Linked DNA regions of Homo sapiens: region 1 is linked to region 2. Evidence: chromatin loops called from intact Hi-C (ENCODE). Cell type or tissue: heart left ventricle. All regions are shown on one strand. Links, peaks and the distances in the headings refer to the core of each region. The heading gives the core; the rest is flanking DNA. Region 1 holds the start of LOC105370457 (a long non-coding RNA gene). Region 2 has its middle 76 kb from the start of LINC00639.

Region 1 (8,519 bases), core at 140-8,139, 110 kb before region 2:
TCTTTATTTCCCACAAGAGCACCAAACAAGTTTTCATAAAAATATCAGACTTTCCCAAGGGCTTGGAGAGGCAAGGAGCATTACGTCATAGCAATTCAAACACCTTAGAACCGAAGATTAGATATCTCCATTCTTAAAAATCCTCTCCTCCTCTCCACCAGAAACCTCTGATTGGCCACCATTGTCCATTTATTCCAGAGTACTGACAGATTGCCTAATCTCTCTCCTTCTTACTCCCTTCCCTCTCTTCTCTACTCTTCTTGGCTTTTCTCCTCTCTCAAACTATACAGTATTTACTTTCAATGCATATCAGATTGACTATTTATTTGATTCCTTCTTCTTTTTCAATCCAGCCAATCTACTCCCAACTGCTTACCAAGTCATTTTTCTAAACAAAGCACTTCCTTCAATAGAAAAACTGCAAGATATGGCTTCAGCTACCAACCTAAAATAATTCAGCATCTTATAGTCAGCAATTGAGTTCTTTTGAAGGGAAGTGTCTTTGCTTAGAAAACTTTGATTGTGACATCCCTTTATTTCAGAACATATTCTAGAATTTCTGTTTCATAGAATTCTTCTTGAATCACAAATTTAAAAAAAAGACAAGACAGAAACAAATTGACATCTCAGGGTAGGTGAATGTTGGGAAGTGGATGTAAAGAAAAATCAACCTGCTGCTTATATAATTGTCATGCAACCCAGGACCTCATGCCATGCCCTTACCCATCCCTGTGGGTACAGGAGTTGTCTCAACAATGATCAGACCAGCAATCTGATAGCAAAAAATACCCTACTGATTCTCCTCTTTTCTCCCACCTCATCCTCATGCACACACATGCATACAAATGCATACACCTTCCCAGGTTTTTCCCACAGGGCTCTCTGGAAGTCTGCTCAGCAGTGTCTTAAACTCCTGCATTACAGCAGGTTGTTGCCTGAGGTCCCAGAATCACTCAGGTCTGGATGGACCACAGCCCAGTGTGCTCAATGCCACTGTGTTCCAGAATATGTTGCTGAGACATCACTCAAGCCACCACGAACTCCGCTGCACCTCTCCTATCCGTTGGAGTTGTTGCTGGCCATGTTGTTACCCTCCCCAAATCACCCACTTTGACTCTGACTGAGCATCAGTCAGCACTACAGCTTCTGCCCCTTGTACTTCCTCCTCTCTGCCAGTGCTCAGCTTCTCCTCAAGGTTCTGATATACCTCCCTCTTCTCAACATTGCCTGTTCTTAAAGGAGCCCCTAAGCAGACCTGCTTTTTTCAGCTGCTATGAACCTTTTGGGATTTTATGCTGAAAATTCTCTCTTCCCAGAGGCATGTGTGCCACCAGGATGGCTAGTCCCATGGTCATTTTCTCAGGGCTGCTATAGAGCAGAGAAACAATTCATGGGCCAAATCTAGCCTGCCACTTGAGTTTGTAAAGTTTTATTGAAAAACAGCCACACCAATTCACCTACACATTGTCTAGGGTTGCTTTCTACTGCAATGGTGGAGGTGAATAGGGTGACAGATAAAGACCTTGTAGCCCACAAAGCTTAACATATTTACTTTTTGGTCCTTTTCAGTAAGTATGTTGATCTCTGCTATAGATGAAACAACAGAACTGTATGATTCCTCAATTTAGCCAGCATAATTTGAGGAGCATCCCCTTGGTGCACACAGACCCAGTAATCTTATCTGGAAAACTAACAGGATAAATGAATCAAAGGATAAAACACTATTCTAACACATGCCCGGGACACTATAGGCCATTCTGATCATGAAAATTAAATAAACAAATAAAGCAAATTTTTTTTGGGAGGGAGTCTCGCTCTTGTTGCCCAGGCTGGAGTGCAATGGCACCATCTCAGCTCACTGCAACCCCTGCCTCCTGGGTTCAAGCATTTCTCCTGCCTCAGCCTCCCGAGTAGCTGGAATTACAGGCACCCACCACCACACCCAGCTAATTTTTGTATTTTTAGTAGAAACAGAGTTTCACCATGTTGGCCAGGCTGGTCTCTAACTCTTGACCTCAGGTGATCCACCCACCGCAGCCTCCCAAAGTGCTGGGATTACAGGTGTGAGCCACTGCACCTGGCCAAAACAGGTAAAAATTTAAAACTGAATGGGAATAATAACCCCAGGATAAAGATCCCGACTATCTGTGGGTAAAGGGAAAAGAACATGTTCAGGGACGGGTAGAGAGGATTTCAACTGTATTTATAACAAAGGTTTCTTAGATTGAATGGTAAGTACAAATGGATTCATTTCTTTCCCTATGTTACATATCTTCCAGATCTATTCCCCCTTTCTCTGTCCTGCTCTGAGCCACAGGAGGCTGGCTATTTGACCTCACCAAAGGGCTCTTTTGCCTCCTGTTTTCTGACTGGGTCCAGCAAATAGACAACTGCAGCAGGACAGGGAAGAAAGACAGGGTATTTATTCCCCCAACTTCCTGCACACTGAATGTGACCCTTGAATGAAAGCCACAGCTCTTAGCAGGAGACCGCCACACAGCCATCTCTGACTCCAGTAACTGCTTCCTCCCCAACTCCTTGAATTAGCCATCTATTGCTACATAACAAGTGACCCCCAAGAACTGCAGCTTAAAACAGAAATCTTTTATTATCTCAAAGTTCCTGGGTGCTTCTTCCTCAAGGTCTCTCGAAAAACTGTAATCAGGGTATTACCTGGAGCTGTATTTTCACCTGGCTCAACTGAGGGAAGATCCACTTCCAACTCACTCATATGGTGTTGACAGGATTCATTTCCTCACAGATTGTTGGACTGAAGCATCCCTCAGTTTCTTCTCATGAAGGCCTTGATATAAAGCAGCTCCAATCTTGGCAGCTGGGTTCCCTCAGAGCAAGCAAGACAACCAGACAGAAGCCATTGTTGTTTTGTAATCTAATCTCAGAAGTGACATCCTATTACTTTTAGCGTGTTCTGTTTATTAGAAGCATATGACTATGTTCAGCCTACACTCAAGAGGGAGGAAGTACCCAAGGGCATGAACACCACACTCACTGGGTGGTGGGAATCCTAGAGATGGTTTATCACACTCTTTCAGGCCTAGAGCAATAACCAGCTGTTACTAGTCCTAGGGTTACTGAAACATTTCAGATTTCCCTAAACTCTGGTAGACAGTTCCTCATTAAGCTCCCTGCAAATTACCTCAGCTTTCCAGGACCCTGATTTGAAAGTGTAATTAAAGTACACTTACAATGGGAAAGTGGCTGCAAACTAAGCTTGGAAATGAGGACATCAAAGACTACTGTACGAGAGTTTGAAGGCCACAAGGGTAATATGTAACTCAGGGCTGACACTTCATTTTTCCAAACAGCTCAGTGTAAAAAATAACAGTAAAAATAGCCTGAGAAAGGTTTTAAACAAGCACAAAGTGGAGATGTCCAAACAAAAGGAGGAAGAGAGAATGAAGTTCAAGTAAAACTTTTCCATTGTAAGTAATTCCAATCCTTCCTTGGTCCTAATGTGAGAAATAGAATTCGTTCTGATAGAACAGGAAAAGATAAGAAAAAAAAATGGGGAACTAGAAATAAAGATAAGCTAAAAGCAATAATGAAAATTAATTGTAACATCTGGGAAAATTTAGTTGACCTTTCTGGGAGCAGAGACAAAAATTTCACTAAGACTAATTACCTTATTTTCAACTTTGACTTTATATTAAGTATGAATCTAGAGGGTAAAACAAATATTTACCTTTAATGAAATGATTTTCAAGTAATAATACATTTATGTCTCTCAGACAGGTTGAAAACTTTTTCCACCTCTAACGTTTTTGCCAGTACATAAGATTTTTATCAATCACTGCCATACTTATTAACCTGAACTTCAGTACTAATGTTAAAATAATTTACATTTTTATTAAAATCCTGGTTTCTTAGAAAATTATTTTTATCTCAGTAGTATCTACCATGCCCTGAAAAAGAAATAGTAGGCAAGACTTTACATGTTAGCTCAATAGCTATAGATATTAATAGGATCCTTTGTAGTTCAGAGGGGAAAACAGAACAGAGCTAGGGTTCCCACCCTTCCCTTCAACTCTTCTCCATCTAAGTATAATTGACCAAGCCAGAGTGGAGGCAACTCATTTCTGGGATATCCATCCATTAGATAAGAGATGCAGACATAATAGCCAAGAAATAAGTCTAAAATGCATGGAAGTTTTTATCCTTAGTTATTGAATGAGTTACGTATTTCCTAATTTTCTGCTGAGCCTAGAGAAGAAAATGACCAATCACTTTGGAAAGATATTGATGTTTATGAAGTATAGCCTCTGAATATCTCAAATGGAAAGGAAAGACTATATTTAAACCAAGGAAAAAATTTTACATGAGTACAATTTTATTGCTAGGGACTAACTTTCATATATAATGATTGCTTACACATAAAAATTCATCTATGACATTAAATACCAACTATATAATTCAATTAACTTTATTTTTCCCTTATAATTATCTGAAAAATTTATTCTTTTACAGTGAACAAATTCTTCCCACTCTTCTGAGCAACCATCTCAAAATATAGTAAGTACTGGCCATTTAAATAAAATAAAATTCCCTAAGTAAGCTCATCATTGGTAGTGATGACTCACTACTCTGTTTATAAGTAGGTTATAGTTGAGTAAACACTGTCAACACAAATAAATCACCTCAGACCATTATGTTGAGAAGATCATGGTTGTATTAACTGGTTTTCATGTATGCCTCATTACTTCTTTTTCTGGATTATTCATTGAGAGGGAGCACTATCTATTTAATTTTTTTAATGTCATGGAAGTAAAAGATGTGTGATGGGCACAAAAACTCTCCTGTGAATGTTAATGTTAACTTTCACTTGATTGAAAAACTGCAGTGTAATTTTTACCTGAAAAGAAACTTTGCCTTGAGTATAATACCTTCAAATTATGTAGAGCTTTTGTCCCTTAGAGTTCACATCTCCTCAATACCTAGAGAGAGATAACTGAGCTACAGAATAATAAGCTGATATATTTGAAAGAAAATGCTGGTACATTTTATTTAATCAAAAGATTTTTAAAATGACATTATCAGCTCTTTCAGACAAAAAAATGACTTCTTTGAAATTGGACATCAAACAAAAATTATACAGTGAAATTCCATTATAACTAGATAATTTTTTTAAATATCCACTCCTTCACCGAACATATATTGGCTCACCAAATATTTACTGAGCCCAACTATCATGGGCTAGGCACTGTGCCAGGTACTGGGAATACACAGATAGAGGACATAGTCTCTAGCCTCATGATACTTAGAGTCTATAGAGAAAAAGGTAAATAGATTACTAAAATATTGAGAAATAAGGACTCTAATAAAGGTGTACATTCCGCGATAGTCTCTCATTACTGTTGTAATGGAGTTGTGTTGTAGTCTTTTTTCTTTTTTTTGAGAGTCTCCCTCTGTCGCCTAGGCTGGAATGCAGTGGAACAATCCCAGCTCACTGCAACTTCAGCCTCCCGGGTTCAAGCAATTCTCTTTCTCAGCCTCCCGAGTAGCTGGGATTACAGGTTCCCACCACCACGCCCAGCTAATTTTCGTATCTTTAGTAGAGACAGGGTTTCACCATTTTGGCCAGGCTGGGTCTTGAACTACTGACCTCATGATCCACCTGCCTCAGCCTCTGTAGTCTCTTTTAACAAGAGCTAAGACATTTCTTTAAAACTCTTTTGGTAATGATCTTACCTTGGAGGTGCGGAAAGAAAAGGTATCAGTCTATGTTTGGGGGATTTTCTTATATACCATTAATACCCTTGTTTGAAAGAAACAATATGCTGATGTCCTAAAAATCTGATGAGAGAACACTGAACTGATGAGCAAAACTTGACAAAAATAAAGTTTTGATAACCAAACTCTACCTCCTCAAGCAATTAGAAAGAAATGAATCAATAGGAGATAAGCCCACTCCATTCTACCCTGCAGCTCAGTGTTAACAACAGCCTTGAAGTTAGAGGACCAGTGAGGAGTTTATGAGTGTGTGCATGGAGGAGGGGAATGGGGATCTCTGTGAAGTCTGAGTCCCAGTCACAGAGACATTAAATCTCTCCCATTCAGAACACCTCTAATCTTTTCTCCTCTAACACCCCTACATTGGAATTTTCAAGGTGTGGGACAGAGATTACACAGCCAAGTCAGCCTCCTCTCAGCTGCTTTCATTCTGTGAGAGAAAAGGCCCCAGCTGACCCTGAAAGTTTATAGTCCTGATCAGGATGGGCAAACAAGAGGTGGATCTGTCCACAACACCAAGTCAATCAGTTGTTTCATGCCTTTGTCAAGGAGCTGGTGGAAAGACTGCTGAAATTGGTCAAAATACATAAATATTTAGGTTGGTGCAGAAGTAATTGTGGTTTTTGCCATTACTTTTAATAAATTACTAATAAATTAGTAACCCCTTAGAAAAAACTTGACCAGAAGTCATTCTACAATAGGCACTTACCACATTGCAAATGTATTCCTGTTACAGGGTAGGGACTGTTATAAACTGAAGGTTTGTGCCCTCTCCCCAAAAAAATTCATATATTGAAATCCTAACCCCCAAAGTGATGGTATTAGGAGGTGGGGTCTTTGGGGCATAAATAGGTCATGTAGGTGGAGCTCTCCTGAATGGGATCAGCCTTATAAAAGGAACCCTATAGAGGTCTCCATGCTCTTTCTGCTACATGAGAATACAACAAAAAGATGGCAGTCTGCAACCTGGAAGAGGGCCTTCACCAGAAGGGGACCGTCTTGGCACCCTGATCTCAGACTTCCAGCCTTCAGAACTGTGAAAAATAAATTTCTTGTTGTTTATAGGCCACCCATTCTATGGTACTTTGTTATAGAAGCTCAAACTAACACAGGGGCCAAGTCTTTTCATCATTATGTCCCCAGTGTCTGGTACCAGTTTGTTTTCCACTACATGAGATGCTTCAGAACTTGATCGTGTTGAAATGACTGAATGAGTGAATGGTTCCCTAAGGGATTTATACTAAAGTCAAATATTGGCTTCTGGTTTCCTTATTTTATTTTTAAGCATAGGTATATAAGACAAGTGAAATAAAGACCAACTTCACTCTTTCAGCAGAAATGGGACAGGCTAGAATCCCTTCTGACCCAACTAGCCATGCTATCCTGAAATGACCTCAGGTTTCCTGTACACTTCTCTAAGTGGTGAAACATGCTCAGCATCTACCAGGTCCCAGATCCCATGAATGACATTAATTGTTTCCATAAGGTTTATTCAAAAAGGGGAGTGGAAACTGGGATTCTTCTCTTTACTACTGGCATGTTATAATGAATATGAATTATATGAATAAGTGGCAAGGTATGGCTCTCGGCATACTCTAATGGTCTACTACAAAATCAATAGGAATATGGCCAGAATGTGACAACATGGAAAATAATAAACTTCTAATTGACTCAGTTTTTTCACCTTTGCCCTGAGAACCATGATGAGCCATGAAATCCCAGAGTGCCCACGCATCACTGCAAATGCTACTGGACCAGGGCATCTTATTCTTTTTTTTATTTCCTCCCCTGTCTTCTAACCCCAACTCCATCCTAGGACCTAAGACAGTTTCCAGAGCACAGTAAATTTCAAATATTGTTCAGATGACTGGCATTTCTTCATAGCTAATATGTTATGGGGGAAATAATATCCTTAGAAATCCTCGTACATTGAAAATCTCAACAGGCCAAGAAGTGATAATTCAGATGAAGTCTACACTGAAAAACCACAATAGAGAGAACCAAACATCTCATTATCTGAAAGTAACTGCTTGAGTCTGCTATAAATGTATTTTTGTAGGGTTTCCTTAAAACTTTACTGCATGACATTTTAAAATTGAAAATAAAGCTATTTTAAATCATTGAAATTCAACTGCCCACTTGCTCAAAGAAGATATTTATACAGTTATTTGTTTCTCCAATAGGAATAACTGGCTCACTGCATGCAGTATTCAATTCTTTTGATGATATTTCAGTTTCCAAGTATACCTAAAAAGTAGAATGATCTGGCATTTTATTGAATTCTTTGATTCTATATAGGCTCATATGAGTATCACCTTTTTTTTTCTGTACTATAGATATCATTCATATTCGCCAAGGTAAGAAATTGGGTTAACCCTAGTTCACTTTTTTCTTCAAAAGTGATGTCTTTTAAATATCGGGACAAGAAATCTATATTTGAGTTTGTTATTCAGCATGGCTTATAGTTTCTATTCAGAATTCTACTTACAAATAAATCAATTCTAATTTTCTCAAAACCAAAATTACTCCAGAAAAAATTCAGCAATAGCAAACATTGATCCAGCATGAAAACTGAAATAATTTAAAATTTATTACTTGATCTGCTCTCTCATACATTCAATATTAGAAATAAAATAATTCTTAATACTCTTCCCCAAATTCTATGCCAGTAAAATTGAGTTGCTTCATCATTTTTTATATCAAAGATTCCTTTTTTAAAAACAGTTATACAAGTCAGGAATTGCTTCTCAAAAACCACATTATGTTTTATA
Region 2 (8,519 bases), core at 163-8,162:
TAGAGAGAGAGAGAGAGAAAGAAAAGAAAGAAAGAAAAGAAAGAAAGAAAGAAAAGAAAGAAAGAAAGAAAGAAAGAAAGAAAGAAAGAAAGAAAGAAAGAAAGAAAGAAAGAAAGAAAGGGAAAGAAAAGAAAATAAAAGAAAGGGAGGGAGGGAGAGAGAAAGGAAAGGAAAGGAAGAAAAGAAAAGAAAGAAATAAGGGAGAAAGAAAAAGAAAGAAAGAAGAAAGAAAGAGACAGAAAGAGAGAGAGGGAGGAAGGAAGGAAGGAAGGAAGGAAGGAAGGAAGGAAGGAAGGAAGGAAGGAAAGGAGTGCATGTGAGAAAGTCGTAGTGACGAGATTGGATGGTGTGTTGGGGGATAGCCTGAGAAAGGCCTGGACAACCAGGTCAGGGAGCTGGAACTCTGTAGAAAATGAAGTCATCAAAGGGAACTCCAGATGCACTACTTAATGCTGGAAGGAGACTACAGGGAGCTTGGAAGGAAAGAGAGACAGAATCTACAGAAACTGTCAGGATGTGATTAAGAAAGACAGTGGAAAGGGATGATGATGGCGAGAGATATGATGATAATTGAGTCATAGTGATTAATGATAAGAAAGAATATAGAAGAGGAGGAAAGTAAAGATGACTCCAAGGCTCCCACTCACTTGCCTGAAAGAAGAGTAAAGCCACTGACAAATGGGATCTCATGGAAATCAGAAGGGGAGTCAGTTTGGAGGGACGATGATAAATTTGGTTTTAACCATGTTGAGTTTGAGATGACACTGAAGATCTTAAATGGAAATATTCAATTGGCAGTTTGTTATTTATTTGGAATTATAATCCTTTTTTAAAAGATTGAATTAGTTTGATTAAATTCAAAACAACACAAGGTACAATTTTTTTTAATGACAGCAATACAAAAGCCCACTGAAATAATTAGAGGAATAGCCATTACCAGATATCAATGAGTTAATTAGGAAACAACTGGAAGCTCAGAGCTGGAGCTCAGGAAAGAGGTAGGTTTAGAACTATAAATGCAGGTGTCATCTGCATACAAATATTTTTAAGAATTCTAGGTCAGTCCCTGTGCTCTCAGAGGGATGTCCAAGGGAAAGAATACAGTCACGGCTTCTTAGCTTCGGTTTCTGTTTCTGTTTGGGCTGGTAAAGCCCTTTCCTCTTCCCTCTTTTCTGCTTATCACTACAGACAGAAACTAAAAACCATGGCTTCAAGGCTGCTAAAAGCCTAAAACAAAGCAAAACAGGACAACAACAACAAAATATGGTGAGTTGGACAAGCTTGTTAGGGTGTGTAGGAGGAACAAGAAAGGCTCCAGAATGGGATTAAGAAGGTGGTTGGGTGCAATGACTCACACCATAATCCCAGCACTTTGGGAGGCCAAGGTGGGAGGATCCCTTGAAGCCAGTAAGTAGTTTGAGGCAAGCCTGGTTAACTAAAGGAAACTTTGTCTCTATAAAAGAAGGCAAAAGAGAAATAACTGGAGCCCAGAGGATTTTTCTTGAAGCCACATTTGCACAAAAAGAGCACTGGGTTTTGTATGTTTGTTTGCTTGTTTGTTTTTAAGACTTAAAGTTTTTTGGTAACAGGAAGCATAAAGCTCCCTCCCCAAGTCACCCCTTGGCTCTAACAATGGTGCTAAACAAAGGAAGCCCTCTGCCCTCATGGAGCTAACAGACTAGTCTAGGAAAGAAATCATTTTGCAAGAGAAGGTAAAAGGTAAGGCAAAGAAGGAAAATAAATTATGTAAGAGAATACTTCAGATGGGATGGGGGACATAATTCAGATTATAAAAATCAAGAAAGGCCATCTAAGTGATGGTGGAGCTAAAGCCTGAAGAATGAGTTGGAGGAAGCCAGAGGAGAGAGATGTGCCGACAGAATAGCATGTGCAAAGGCCCTGGGGAAGAAAAGGTCTTGCTATTCTTGAGGAGCAGGGATAAAAGGGCAGGTGGCCGGTTCAGAAAGCAAAGAGGACAGTGCACAATACTAGGTTAAATAGGTAGTAGACATTTTACAGATGAGTCCTTTCTGAGGACTCTTAACCTCAAGAAAGTTAAGTAACACACCCAAGCTTACCCAGCTGGAAACTGAAAGCCAGTCCCAGAATCTAGGTCCGTTTGACTCAAAGTCTATACTCCTATCCCCTCCAGCAGACTTCCCAAATCTTCCAGATTTTAAGACTTACTTGAGCTGCTTGTTAATATACAGTTTCCAGGCCTATCCTAAAACTCCAGAACCAAAATTCCATAAAGAGCAGCATCAGGTAGAGTCCCTCAGGAAAGAGACAGTACGTTCAAAGTGGATAATTTGAGAGGAGCTTAATAAAGGTCCTAGATTAGTCCCTAATACAGGAGGGAAGCCCAATCTCCAAAATCTTCTGTTTCTCCCACTTAAAAATGTAGAAAACATGCACTCACTGAACCAAAGATGATGCCTGTGAGTTCAGTGCCATCATTCTGTCAATTAATTTGGCTTTCACATAAGGGGCTGTTTTGCTAGAATACAGAATTACTACATTATGAAATGCTAATTGTTTTTGCTATCCTGCAAGACTTGCCTGGAATATGAGATGCGCATTAAGATATAATATAATTGTGGCTGCTCTTACCCTATTCAAATGTATTTTTCATCTCCAACAGGCTCAGGTAAGTGGCCCTTATTTTTTTAATTTCCAGCATCCTACTCTATCTCCCACCTCTTGCAGCCTAGGGACTCTTCCCTAATATTAAAACAATAGTGAGACTTCTTGTTTTAAACAAACGTATTAGAACTTCTGCATGCAAATAAGTCTTATCTTTCTAAATAATCACCTTGGAAGGCTCAATATTTAGTCCACATGGCTGCATTTTTATACCAGTGAACTCTTATTAAAATACTATATTAAGATAAACTCTGAAAGAGAAAAGAAGACTCATCAGAGAAGGATGACATATATCAGCTTGCGAGCTACGTGTAAAGGCAGGGCTACATTCTGCATTAACGGCCATGGAGAGTTTACTGGTAAGCAGAAACCTTGGTTCTTCTTTACCACCAGCTGGTAAACCCTCCTCTTAGCCTCCTTGCCAGCTGCCCCCTCTGATTCAGTCCCATTACCTGATCAGGACAGAATGAAATACATAACTGATGGAAGTGTTGCTAAAAAAAATGAGGTGGAGAGGAAGAAGGGAGGGAGGGAGGGAAGGAAGGAAGGAAAGAAGGGAGGGAGGGAGGGAGGGAGGGAATCAAGGGGAAATAAATGCCTTTTGGAGAAGTACCTGAAATTCTGGTGTCAATAAGACATTATTAAGCACTCATGTTGCAGAGTGTGAGCTGTTTATACTTGTAAATACTTGAAGCTGCTGAAGTGTTCAACCACAGTGGGTTGGTTAAATAAATAGATTACGGACTGTCCATATGAGATGCAGCAGGGGCCCCTCTTAGGGGCCTGAAGGCCCCCCAAGCATAGAAATAAAGGAAAGTCTTGAGTTCCTTCAAAGGAAATTCCAAGCGCCAAGGAAGTCCTAAAAAGTAAATAAGTAACTTGATCAGGAAGAAGATAATAGTAGCTTAAAACAATATGCAAGGAAGTTTGAATCATAGGTTGTTTGGTCCTCTAAAGGAACTGAAGATAACATCTAACATATGTCCCTGAGTTGTTTTTCAGAAACCTGGACCACCACCAAACAGATGCACTGGCACACAGACCTCAGATAAGGTGGAACAGAGGACTGAAGTCTGACCGTCGTTCTTTGTTCTAAATTTCTTTGTAAGTGGCCTGGAGGAAGTCACACCCACAAGCCAGAGCTAATACTCTTTTCTGCTGACCCCAAATTTTTAAACAAAGCTTCTCTTCCTTAGCCAATTGCAAATCAGAAAACCTCTGAATCTACCTATGGCCTGTAAGCCCCCACGTCAAGATATCCTGCCCTTTTAGGCCAAAACCAATGTGTAATCACCATGTATTGATTTATGATTTTGCCTGTAATTTCTGCTTTCCTGAAATTTATCCTTGCCTTTAAAAACCCTCCTTGCAAGCCATCAGGGAAGTTGGGACTTAAATGTGAGCTGCTGGATTCCCTTTCCTTGGTGTCCTGCAAATAAATGCCCTCCTTTCTCAAAGAACTAAAAACAGAACTACCATTTGACCCAGCAATCCCATTACTGGATATATATACTGAAAGGAAAATAAGTTGTTCTACCAAAAAAACACATGCACTTGTATGTTCATCACAGCATTATTCACAACAGTAAAAATATGGAATCAGCCTAGATGCCCATCAAGAGTGGACTGGATAAAGAAAATGTCACATATATACACCATGGAATACTACACAGCCATAAAAAGGCACAAAATCATGTCCTTTGCAGCAACATGGATGCAGCTAGAGATCATTATCCTAAGTGAACTAACACAGGAACTGAAAATCAAATACCACATGTTCTCACTTATAAGTGGGTAGACACTGAGTACACATGGACATAAAGATGGCAACAATAGACACGGGAGACTACTAGAGAGAGGAGGCAGGGAGGGGGTAAGACTTGAAAGACTACCTTTTGGATACTATGCTCACTACCTGGGTGATGGGATCATTCATATACCAAACCTCAGCGACACACAATTTACCCATGTAACAAACTTGCACATATACTCCTCCTTGAATCTAAAATAAAAGCTGAAAAATAAAAATAATCACCCTCCCTTCTCCCACTGCAAAACTCAATGTGGATGTTTGGCCTCACTGTGCTGGGTGAGCGGACCCCAGTTTGGTTTGATAACACACACATAACAATGGAACAGTTTGCCATGATTTAAAGTTATAATATAGACCTATCTTCATTGGCGTAAAAACTTAAGTGATAAAAGCAAGTTACAGAACTATATATAATGTGATCTTATTTTTAAAAGATGTATGTATATATGTGTGTGTGTGTGTGTGTGTGTGTCACTGTGTGTGTGTACACAGAGAAAGGAGAGAGAGGAAAGGGAAGATTCTCATTAAACATCAAGATGTAAATGTATATTTTTGAGAGTGAAAAAATATGGATGATTTCTTTCCTTTTGCTTATTTCTATTTTCTAATTGTTTAACAAGGAATATGACTTACTTGTATAAAAAGTGAAAAAAGGCTGCCAAAAAGAAGACCGAGCAGCTGTGTCTGAAGACTATCATCCAAGTTTACTGTTCTATGTCATATTTAAAAGCAGGCAATATTATGCCATAGATACAGTGATAAGATTCATACACAAATCTCTGAAGTCCACATCTAACACTCTTAAAATCCTCTGACTTTGCATCTCCAAAATGTATTATTAACTGAAAAAACAAAATAAAAATGCAGGAAATGTACGAAGTATGAAATCTGTTTTTTGCAATAAATGTTGACTTTTTAATGCAGCATAATTTTTAATTCATCTTTTGTACTTCTCACTAACTTATGTATTCTATCATGTTTCCCCAGGATTGCACCTCTGTAACTGGCTTAGTGGTTTAGTCTTGATTTAACATTAATTATATTCAAATATCCATAAGCATTTTTTTTTACATTTCTACTGGCCTCTTTTCAAATAGTAAAGAAAGATGACCAGGGTAAAAGTGAACAGTATCAGCACCTAACAGCCAAACTGGTGAATATTTTTTCTCCATTCTTGTTAACAGGAGGTTAACCAAGTAAGTCATATAGAAAATAAGCCACAATTGAGAGTTTGTTGCTAACAGGCATGTAGGAAGCACATATTCTTATTCATTATTCTATTTTGGATTCAATATTAACTTCTCTTGGATCACAATGCTGCCTCTTTTGTTTCTCCATTAACATGGTGCACCCAATGGGAACATCTGCCCAACACTAATGAGCTATTCACAGGAGAAACAAGAACAGGGTACCAGGAGCCAGCGTAAAACAATTAGAAGGGAAGGGAGACAGTTGGCTCCTGACCTACACTGAATTGCTTTTAAGAGACAGAAACAGATTTTTAATTATGTAATCCCTTTGTTCCCCATTTCCTTTAAAATGGAAAGGTCAAATACTCGTTGCAAATGCTGAGGGCCAGAGCTGATATTTTTGTGTCTGTGATGACTGGCTGGACTGAAACCAGAAGAGGCACCCTGTTCAACCGGATGGATGCAAAGCATTTTTTCCTCTTTGTTATTACCCAAAGTCCTGTTTGGAATAATTAGTTAATAACTACTGTCTTTCTCCCTTTTTTAGCTCATTTTTCTTTCCAAACACTATTCTAAGAGAAATTTAGTCTGCCTTTGCTAAGAAAGAGAACTGTTTAAAGGCATACAGATTTGGGATAAACAGAAGTCCAGTTAAGTTTTTTTTTTTTTTTTTTTTTTTTTTTTGCAAGAGTTCACTTTGCTTTGAGGTTGCTTTAACCTACTTTTTCTCATATTTTATTAAGTTTGCATTAAATAATGGAAGAGATTTCTTCTCACACACTTTCCCTCTTCCCTTTATGCCCACCCCCATAAGAGCCTATACCTAAATCCTTCAGAGCCCAGCTAAGTCCACCTCTTCAAAAGCGACTTCCCCGGTTGCATCAGTTCCCTCTGACTTGCTCTTCTCTGATTTCCTGCATGTTTCTCTTTATATCATTCACCCTAGCACTCGAGCCCACATTATCTCATCTTTCATTGGCAAGAAATCTAATAAATGGACTGCATCAGTTCACGTGACAGGAAATAAAAAGAATTAAGGCACCTGTGCCTAGATGTTGAATCAGTGTCATTGAAATCTCTCCCTCCTTCTCCGTCTCTTGGCTCTGCTTTCCTTCTGTGTACTCCCCTTCTCAGGCAAGCTCTCCCTGCAAGGCACTTATACAATCCTAGCAGCTGGAGACCCCAGGAAAAGAAGTCCTCTTTCCCAAAGTTCTAGGAGAAATCCCAGGGCTGATGGTAAGAGGTCCAGCCCTGAGTTACATGCTCACCTCTGAAAGAGGGGTGGAGATCAGCTCTACCCAAAATTCATGTTTCGTGAAGAAAAAAGGAGTGGATCCCAGAAAGAATGGAGGGATTCTGACACCAAATAGAACAATGCTGGATGGACACACGCACATCAAAAAAAAAATTTTTTTAAGTCATCCTCATGACATAGCACCATTACTGCCCCAGATTTATGTGTGTACATCTTGCTTCACCTACCTAGAGAGTAAGTTCCTGAAGATCAGAAACTTTCACTGCTCTCCAGCAACTGGCCCAATATGAAGCACATCATTTAGTGAATGACGTGTTTCAATATCATTCACTAATGATTGTGTATATATAACATTCACTAATGATGTGAGTATTATTCAGGGTTCTCTAGAAGGACAGAACTAATAGTATATATGTATATATGACAGGGAGTTTACTAAGGAGAATTGACTCACACAATCACAGGGTAAAGTCCCAAGATAGGCCGTCTGCAAATTCAGAAGCAAGGAAGCCAGTGGTGGATCAGTCCAAGTCCCAAAACCTCAAAAGTAGGGAAGCCAACAGTGCAGCTTTCAGTCTGTGGTCAAAGGCCCAAAACCACCTGGAAAACCACTAGTATAAGTCCAAGAGTCCAAAAGCTGAAGAACTTGGAGTCTGATGTTTGATGGCAGGAAGCATCCAGCACAAGAGAAAGATGAAGGCCGGAAGACTCAGCACGTCAAGTCCTTCCATCTTCTGCCTGCTTTATTCTAGCCGTGTTGGCAGCTGATTAGATGGTGCCTAGCCAGATTGAGGGTGGATCTGTCTCTGCCAGTCCATTGACTCAAATGTTAATCTCCTTTGGCAACACCATTACAGACACACCCAGGAACAGTATTTTGCATCCTTCAATCCGATCAAGTTGACACGCAATATTAAGCATCATAATGTGTTTTATACTGGGATATATATATACATACACACACACACACAGCAGTCACTAATCGGTGTGTGTGTATATACATACCTATATATATAATTTTTTTCACTGAATAAGAAAATCTCTCTTGCCAAAAAAAAAAAAAATGAGAAGCTCATTGTGAACCTTAGTCTCTATAGGGCTAAGAACACTTTTACAAGCACAGCAGAGGAAATCCCCATCTTTGGGGCCAATAGACAGTGTTTTCAAAGGTGACAAAGGTGACAGGCCCCAGATGCTCCTGATTCCCTGAAATCTCAAATTGTTGGCCACTTCTTGTGCTGTGAGGAAAATTCCAAATGTTCTGCTTCCATTTTGAAGAGCCTAGAGCAGGAATCCATGACCCTTATTCTGTCATGGAGCAGATAATACATATTATAGGATTTGTGAGCCATGTGCTCTGTGTTGCAGCTATTCCACTCTGCTGTTGTAGTTCAGAAAGAGCAGTAGACAATTCTTAAATAAATGAGCATGGCTGAGTGAGTTCCAATACAATTTTATTTATGGACACTGAAATTTGAATTTCACATCATTTTCATGTGTCATAAAATATTGCCTTTTTTTGATTTTCTTTCAACCATTTCAAACTGAGAAACACATTCTTAGCTTGTAGGCGATACAAAAATAAACAGGGATCCAGAATTGATTCATAGACCATAGT

The links. A loop is a pair of places that touch in the nucleus more often than their neighbours do. Peaks named below come from ENCODE experiments on the same cell type or tissue, not always from the same donor. Only the 100,000 strongest peaks of a DNase experiment are listed, where the experiment ranks them.
Region 1: a loop joins it to region 2, with 3 times the contacts of the local background. A loop is called at or near these places in 17 of 110 quality-filtered maps.

The regions. Positions count from the first base shown.
Region 1 is chr14:38,878,111-38,886,629 of GRCh38, forward strand. The region is part of intron 2 of LINC00639 (long intergenic non-protein coding RNA 639); the gene reads right to left. It overlaps LOC105370457 (a long non-coding RNA gene), which reads left to right and starts at 620. Exons shown (of 5, transcript NR_135256.1): 1 at 620-631; 2 at 4,486-4,530. In heart left ventricle, for the core only: no CTCF peak of the experiment used is centred there; no DNase peak of the experiment used is centred there; H3K27ac peaks cover 1,540 bases.
Region 2 is chr14:38,988,999-38,997,517 of GRCh38, forward strand. No RefSeq gene overlaps it. Among named protein-coding and RNA genes, the nearest start is that of LINC00639, 76 kb to the left of the region's middle. In heart left ventricle, for the core only: no CTCF peak of the experiment used is centred there; no DNase peak of the experiment used is centred there; H3K4me3 peaks cover 272 bases; H3K27ac peaks cover 3,332 bases.